Linked DNA regions of Homo sapiens: region 1 is linked to region 2. Evidence: chromatin contacts called from ENCODE Hi-C or POLR2A ChIA-PET data. All regions are on one chromosome and are shown on one strand. The core of a region is the stretch at or near the end of the contact, and the rest is flanking DNA. Distances in the headings are between cores, read along the strand shown.

Evidence for each region. Hi-C counts contacts between places; a loop is a spot of excess contacts on that map. ChIA-PET counts read pairs that join two places held with the same protein, here RNA polymerase II (POLR2A).
Region 1: a map of chondrocyte shows a loop between it and region 2 (5-fold over the local background). The contact joins the enhancer-like site here to the promoter of ALKAL2 in region 2. A Hi-C loop is called at or near these places in 1 of 168 maps with a recorded cell type or tissue (chondrocyte). POLR2A ChIA-PET finds 5 or more read pairs at or near these places in 1 of 52 experiments (activated CD4-positive, alpha-beta T cell).

The regions. Positions count from the first base shown.
Region 1 is chr2:566,964-569,663 of GRCh38, reverse strand. No RefSeq gene overlaps it. Among named protein-coding and RNA genes, the nearest start is that of LINC01875, 23 kb to the right of the region's middle. Within about 2 kb of position 1,406, at least 6 of the 41 ENCODE cell types and tissues checked have a DNase peak (open chromatin) inside an H3K27ac peak, as active enhancers do.
Region 2 is chr2:286,663-289,362 of GRCh38, reverse strand. It overlaps ALKAL2 (ALK and LTK ligand 2), which reads left to right and starts at 1,272. Exons shown (of 6, transcript NM_001002919.3): 1 at 1,272-1,350; 2 at 1,471-1,780. The coding sequence starts at 1,528. The region is part of intron 1 of LOC101927262 (a long non-coding RNA gene); the gene reads right to left. RefSeq lists a silencer at 1,708-1,757.

The sequences.
Region 1 (2,700 bases), core at 157-2,656, 280 kb before region 2:
ACAAGAGACGGGGTCTGTGGCACATAAGTGGGCATAAGCCCATCGTAGACCATGGGCTGCATCCTGTTCTGACTTTACTAAAACTTAACACCAGACGAAAATAAAATGAAGATTTTGTGTCATTATTCTTGGTGCCTAGGAAGATCTATTATGCCATGAATAGCTTTATCTGTTGTTCTGAATTTATATTTATCTTTTGACATTACTGTTTAGGTCAATGCTCCCTACAGGCTAGAAGAAGCTCAATGCTCTAGGACACAGTTAATAATAATGGAAAAACTTTGACACGTTCATTTTCTAAGTTACTGTGTGGAAAACATAGGATGCTTATGAGACTGCATTTTCTCTATGTGTTTAGTTTTGTAAAAAGCAGCAATATCACACATTGCACATCAGATAACAGATACTATTTCACTTAAAGCTCAAAACAGCTTTGTGCAGTCAGGTCATTATTCCTGCTTTACAGGAACCAAAGCTGAACTTCGAATCACACCCTGCTCTGGTGACTTAGACAGTGATGGCAATGCCAGAGCCAGAGGCTACATCTTCTGATTCCAATCCCCACTCTTTTCTCAGCACAGGCTTTCTCTAACTATTCCCAAGTGAAGTTAAGCACTGGCCTCTGTTGTGGAGACAGATTCTTCTCTGCTTTGCAAATAATATATTATTTGTTTAGGTTACAGCTAAAACACAACAACTGTTTGGGTGAATTCCTGTTGTTCGAGAAACAGCAGTTCAGATGTGTGCACGAGATGCCAGCTATGTGCACAATGTGGCCACAGGCTTTAAACTAGACAAGGAGACAAACTGACCACTTTGCAGGCAACATCCCAGACCCCTTAGAAAAAGCCAGGTGACTGTGGGCAGACCGCCCAAACCCACCAAGTCCAGGGGTGTTCACAAGTCTGCAAGGAAGAAAGGTGCATGTGCCTTGCAGGTGGAACTAAGCCTAGGTGAAAGCAGGGGTTCAGAGTTGATTTCAGAGTCAGAGCAGAGGCCAGGGGAGGCTCTGGGCTGGCAGGCTGAGCAGCTGCTGGACTTCAGGACGAGCTCCTAACGTGGGAGGAGAGCACTGGATGTGCTGAAGAGGAAGATGTCGCCCGCTTTGGCAGAGGCACACGTCTTAAGGGTGGGAAAGCTGGGGCGGCGGTAAGATAATACCGTGGTGCTCAGCCCGAATCTGCTTTCAATTACGATGATGTTGTCCATAGAGCTATTCACAGCATCTGAGTATCAAAGTCTGTCCAGCGGTCTTCCGTCTCGAAGAACATGATCTTGAGCCAGCTCCTGTTTTCCATTTCTGAAGGAAAGAAACTGCATTTGGCCTCCAGTCATGCTGGCCGCCCAGATGCAGCACAAGTCTATGAATCATGGAATTGCTCAGCACGCAGGAAACATGCAAGGGGAGGCTGAGAAAACAGCGGGGTGGGGCAGCCTCGGCCTCAGCCCCGAATGTGGGCAAAACGGAGGCACGTTCCTCTCTCTCTTGTGACTGTCCCACGGACCCATCAGATGTGAGAAAGTGCAGGACTTACAGCTCCCCTTGCCGTGATTTTTGTTAAGATCATCGACATAGGTGTTTACACATTCAATCAGCTACGCTATAGAATATGAAAATTGCGTCAGAACCCAAAGCAAGAAGTGAGTTACAAGCACCAGGGAGATTTACTGGAGATCAAATTTTCAGCCCAGAGGCTATATTCCTAAACCCCCACGCAACTAATCCCAGTGAATGTGTTTCCTTAAAAAAGCATTTTCCAGGCCACATGCTCCGCTCTGGTGGCTTATGTAAATATATATGTTGTTAGAAACGTGATTCTTATCAGGGGTGACTGTGAGGGAAAATTGTCATGTTTTCTTTTTTGGCATTTTCTACTTTCATATTTCTAAAGATTACCTTCCGTATATGCTGGAACTTGTCCATGTTGGTAGTTTATAGCGTTACCAGGACGGACAGGGACCCGGCCAGCGGCCCCGTGCAGATCGGCCCTGTATCCTCTCTTCTTGTGAACACCCAGCTTCCTCTCACCCTCTTGAGGCCTCACCAACACCCTAAACAGCTCTGAACTAACACTGGGTGCCTCTCCTCTCTCGCTCTTGGGTTTAATCCTCTTCTACCTGGCAGCCTTTCATGTATTTGTAAACAACTGTTCCAGCTCTGACTATGGACACCCCTCGTTGGCTCCTCAAGTTTCCTTCACTTAAAAGCAACACAAGCAGGTTCCTTCAATAGTCTTCTCAGTACAAGACTCTGAGAGCTTCTATCTTCCTTGTTTCTTAAGAACACGTTATCAACCATATAGCGTGCATCAGGCGAAGCCCCAACAATTGGTAGAGAGAATGATGGAAACCAAACCCTGATTTCTCCTTAAAACTTCGCTGTCTCTAAACATCCCTGCAAACCCTGGCCAGAGGTGTCCCATGGAGTGTGGTGACCAGCCAAGGTCACCCGTGTCACCGTGGAGTGTGGTGACCAGCCAGGGTCATCCCTGTCACCGTGGAGTGTGGTGACCAGCCAAGGTCATCTATATCAGCTGAGGTCATCTGTGTCAGCCGTGAGAGTGGAGGAGCCTTCCGGAAAGGCAGCCAGGCTGGAGTTGACAGCTGGCAGCTCCTTTCTCAGGGGCTTCTGTGCCTCCTGCCCACTCTGGGCGTTGGTCTCCAGCACCATCTCGTGAATTAAACAAAGCTTCAAGTCTG
Region 2 (2,700 bases), core at 23-2,522:
CCCGCCCATCTCCTGCCTCCTGGCCGCCCCGCCTCGGGGACCAGGGCTTGGGGACCCGAACCTGGGGACTGGGCTCGGGCGGGGCAGACCCCTCGAGGTCCGGAGAGCGGATCCCTCCAAAACGGATGGACTCTAATTGACTTATTAAATGTCGAAGCAATCAGGCAGCTCCCTTTTTAATAGCCCAAGATCTACATTTAGACAAAAACAGAACCGAGTTCCTGGTAAAGGCGTTTCTTCTCATCCTGTCACAAGTGACAGGAACGGAGGGAAACAGACTGGGGGAGGGGCGGGGGGAGGAGAACAGGGGGAAGAGGAGGAGACGGGGAGTGGGGGAAGGTGGGGCAGGAGAGGAGGAGACGGGAGATGGGGAAGGTGGGGAGGGAAGGGGCGCGGGAGACGGGGCGCGGGCGAGGGGGAGACGCGGTGGAGATGCGGGTGGGGGGACCGGGCGGGGGCGGGGGCGGAGTTGAGGGGGAGCGGGAGACGGGGGGAGGCGAGAGCGAGGTGAGGCGGGGGGACTGACGAAGATCCGCATGGGGGTACTAACACTTCAGCGGCTTCTAATTAAAGCCCCGCTCGGAGCCCTTGGGGACCCGCCTGACGTCGGCGGGCGCGGGGATAAGAAGCTCCCCGAGGTCTGAGGCGGGACTCGGAGCCGGCGCACCCCAGGTCGGCCGTGGGTCCAGCGCTCGGAGCGGCCGAGTCCCCGCGTCCCGTGCGCTCCGCCCGCCGGGCATGGAGTAGTGGCGCAGCTCGGGGCGCGGGGACAGACGTGCGCACAGACGGCGACGACTCCGGCGGCTCCAGGTAACCGGCCCGGCCACGACGCGCAGGTGGCTCCCGGGTGGCGCCGGGCAGGTGCGGGAGGGCGCCATGGCCGGGAGGTGGAGGGGCTTCCAGCACGTGGCGCGGCCGGGGCCAGCGCGAGGGTCCGCACCCGGCCTCCTCCGTGGGCTTCGGGGACTCGGCGCTCGCCGGCGACCACCGCGCAAAGGCGACGCTGGAAACTTGAGCGCGGCCGCCGGGCCCGGCGCGCGGCGCCGCCTTCTTGGAGAGCGGTAGGCGCGGGAGCGCGGCCCCTCCGAGGTCCGCCCGCGGCCGGGGAGCTGCCTGGCACCCGCGGCTTCCAAAGGGGAAAGAAAGTTGCGCCCGCGCCAGGCGCAGCGCGCTCGGCGGACGCGGCCTTTCGGGCGAAAGTTAGGAGGGGCCGGGCTGGCGGGCGGGCGGGTTCCGGGGGCTCCTTTCCGCACCAGCGGCGGTCGCTCCCCGTGGGCGGGACCTCGGGCGTGATCGTCGAGGAGACCGCGGCTCCCTCACCTGCCGGCTTGTTCCTCGGGGTCCGCGGAGGTGAGGGGCCGGGTCCAGCGCCAGCGGCTCCTCCCGCCTCCCCTCCCCTCCCCCGCCCCGCGCTCCGTCCCCCTCCCCCGCTGACTTTCTCTCCGGCCCCCCGCGCCCCTTCTCTCGCAGCGAGCCCAGCTCTCGGCGCGTGTCGGAGTCTCCCAGCCCCGCGGCCCCGAGCGCACGATGCGCGGACCCGGGCACCCCCTCCTCCTGGGGCTGCTGCTGGTGCTGGGGGCGGCGGGGCGCGGCCGGGGGGGCGCGGAGCCCCGGGAGCCGGCGGACGGACAGGCGCTGCTGCGGCTGGTGGTGGAACTCGTCCAGGAGCTGCGGAAGCACCACTCGGCGGAGCACAAGGGCCTGCAGCTCCTCGGGCGGGACTGCGCCCTGGGCCGCGCGGAGGCGGCGGGGCTGGGGCCTTCGCCGGAGCAGCGAGTGGGTGAGTGGGGCCGAGCGCGCCCGAGGGCCGGGGCTGCTGGGAAATAGAATTGTCTTTGAGAAACACGTTTCAAAAAGAGACATCAATTTTGACCACTGAACAGCAGGATTCCTTTTTTTTTTTTTTTTTTTTTTAAGAAAAAGAAAATAGCAGCAATAGGTCCGCGCATGAGGCCTGGCGGAGAAGCGCCTGGTCTCCTTCTGGCGCGCGTGAGCTGCGGCGCGGGTCGGTGGTTTCCACACTAAACTGTCAACCGTCACTTTGGAAATGGAAGCATTTCCAGCAAAGCTTTCCCAACTGAAAAGGAAGCATCCAGGCTCCTTCATGGCCCTGCCCAGAGTGGTGGCCCACGGGGAATTTCCCAGGAAAGCATGAAAGCGTCTAATGCTTTTGTGACACAATCAGGTCAAACATGATAAGGTCAGTTTTATCCCGGCTGCGTCAAGTTAGGAGTGAATGAAGACTCACTAGGGGGTCAGCTGTGGATGCGAATGCTCCTCTTCAGAGGGCGTGACTTCACACACAGTCGGGGCTCAGCCAGGAGCCCTGAACGGGGGAGTGAAGATGGAGAGGGCTGTAAATACGCAAAAACAAAGCTGAACTCAAGAAGAACGCCCTTGCAGGGTTCTCCCCACCCACTGTGTGCGGAGAACCCTGGTGGAAGAAGTTTGCTTGGCAGAGTCTTTCCCTGGGATTCTTACCCTACAAACCAGGTTCATGCATATTCCCACTAATTTACACCTCACTGAAACGTGGTCTTTTAATCCTTACTCTAAATATGTATCTAGATAAAGTAATGTTCTGTAACCCATTTTTTTGTTTGAAGGGTCAGGTTTTCTCTAAAAACTTTGAAATGTTGTGGGATTTGATTCCCAAGGTCCTTAAAACTAAAGTGCCTAAAAGTGACTTATTCACTGGAA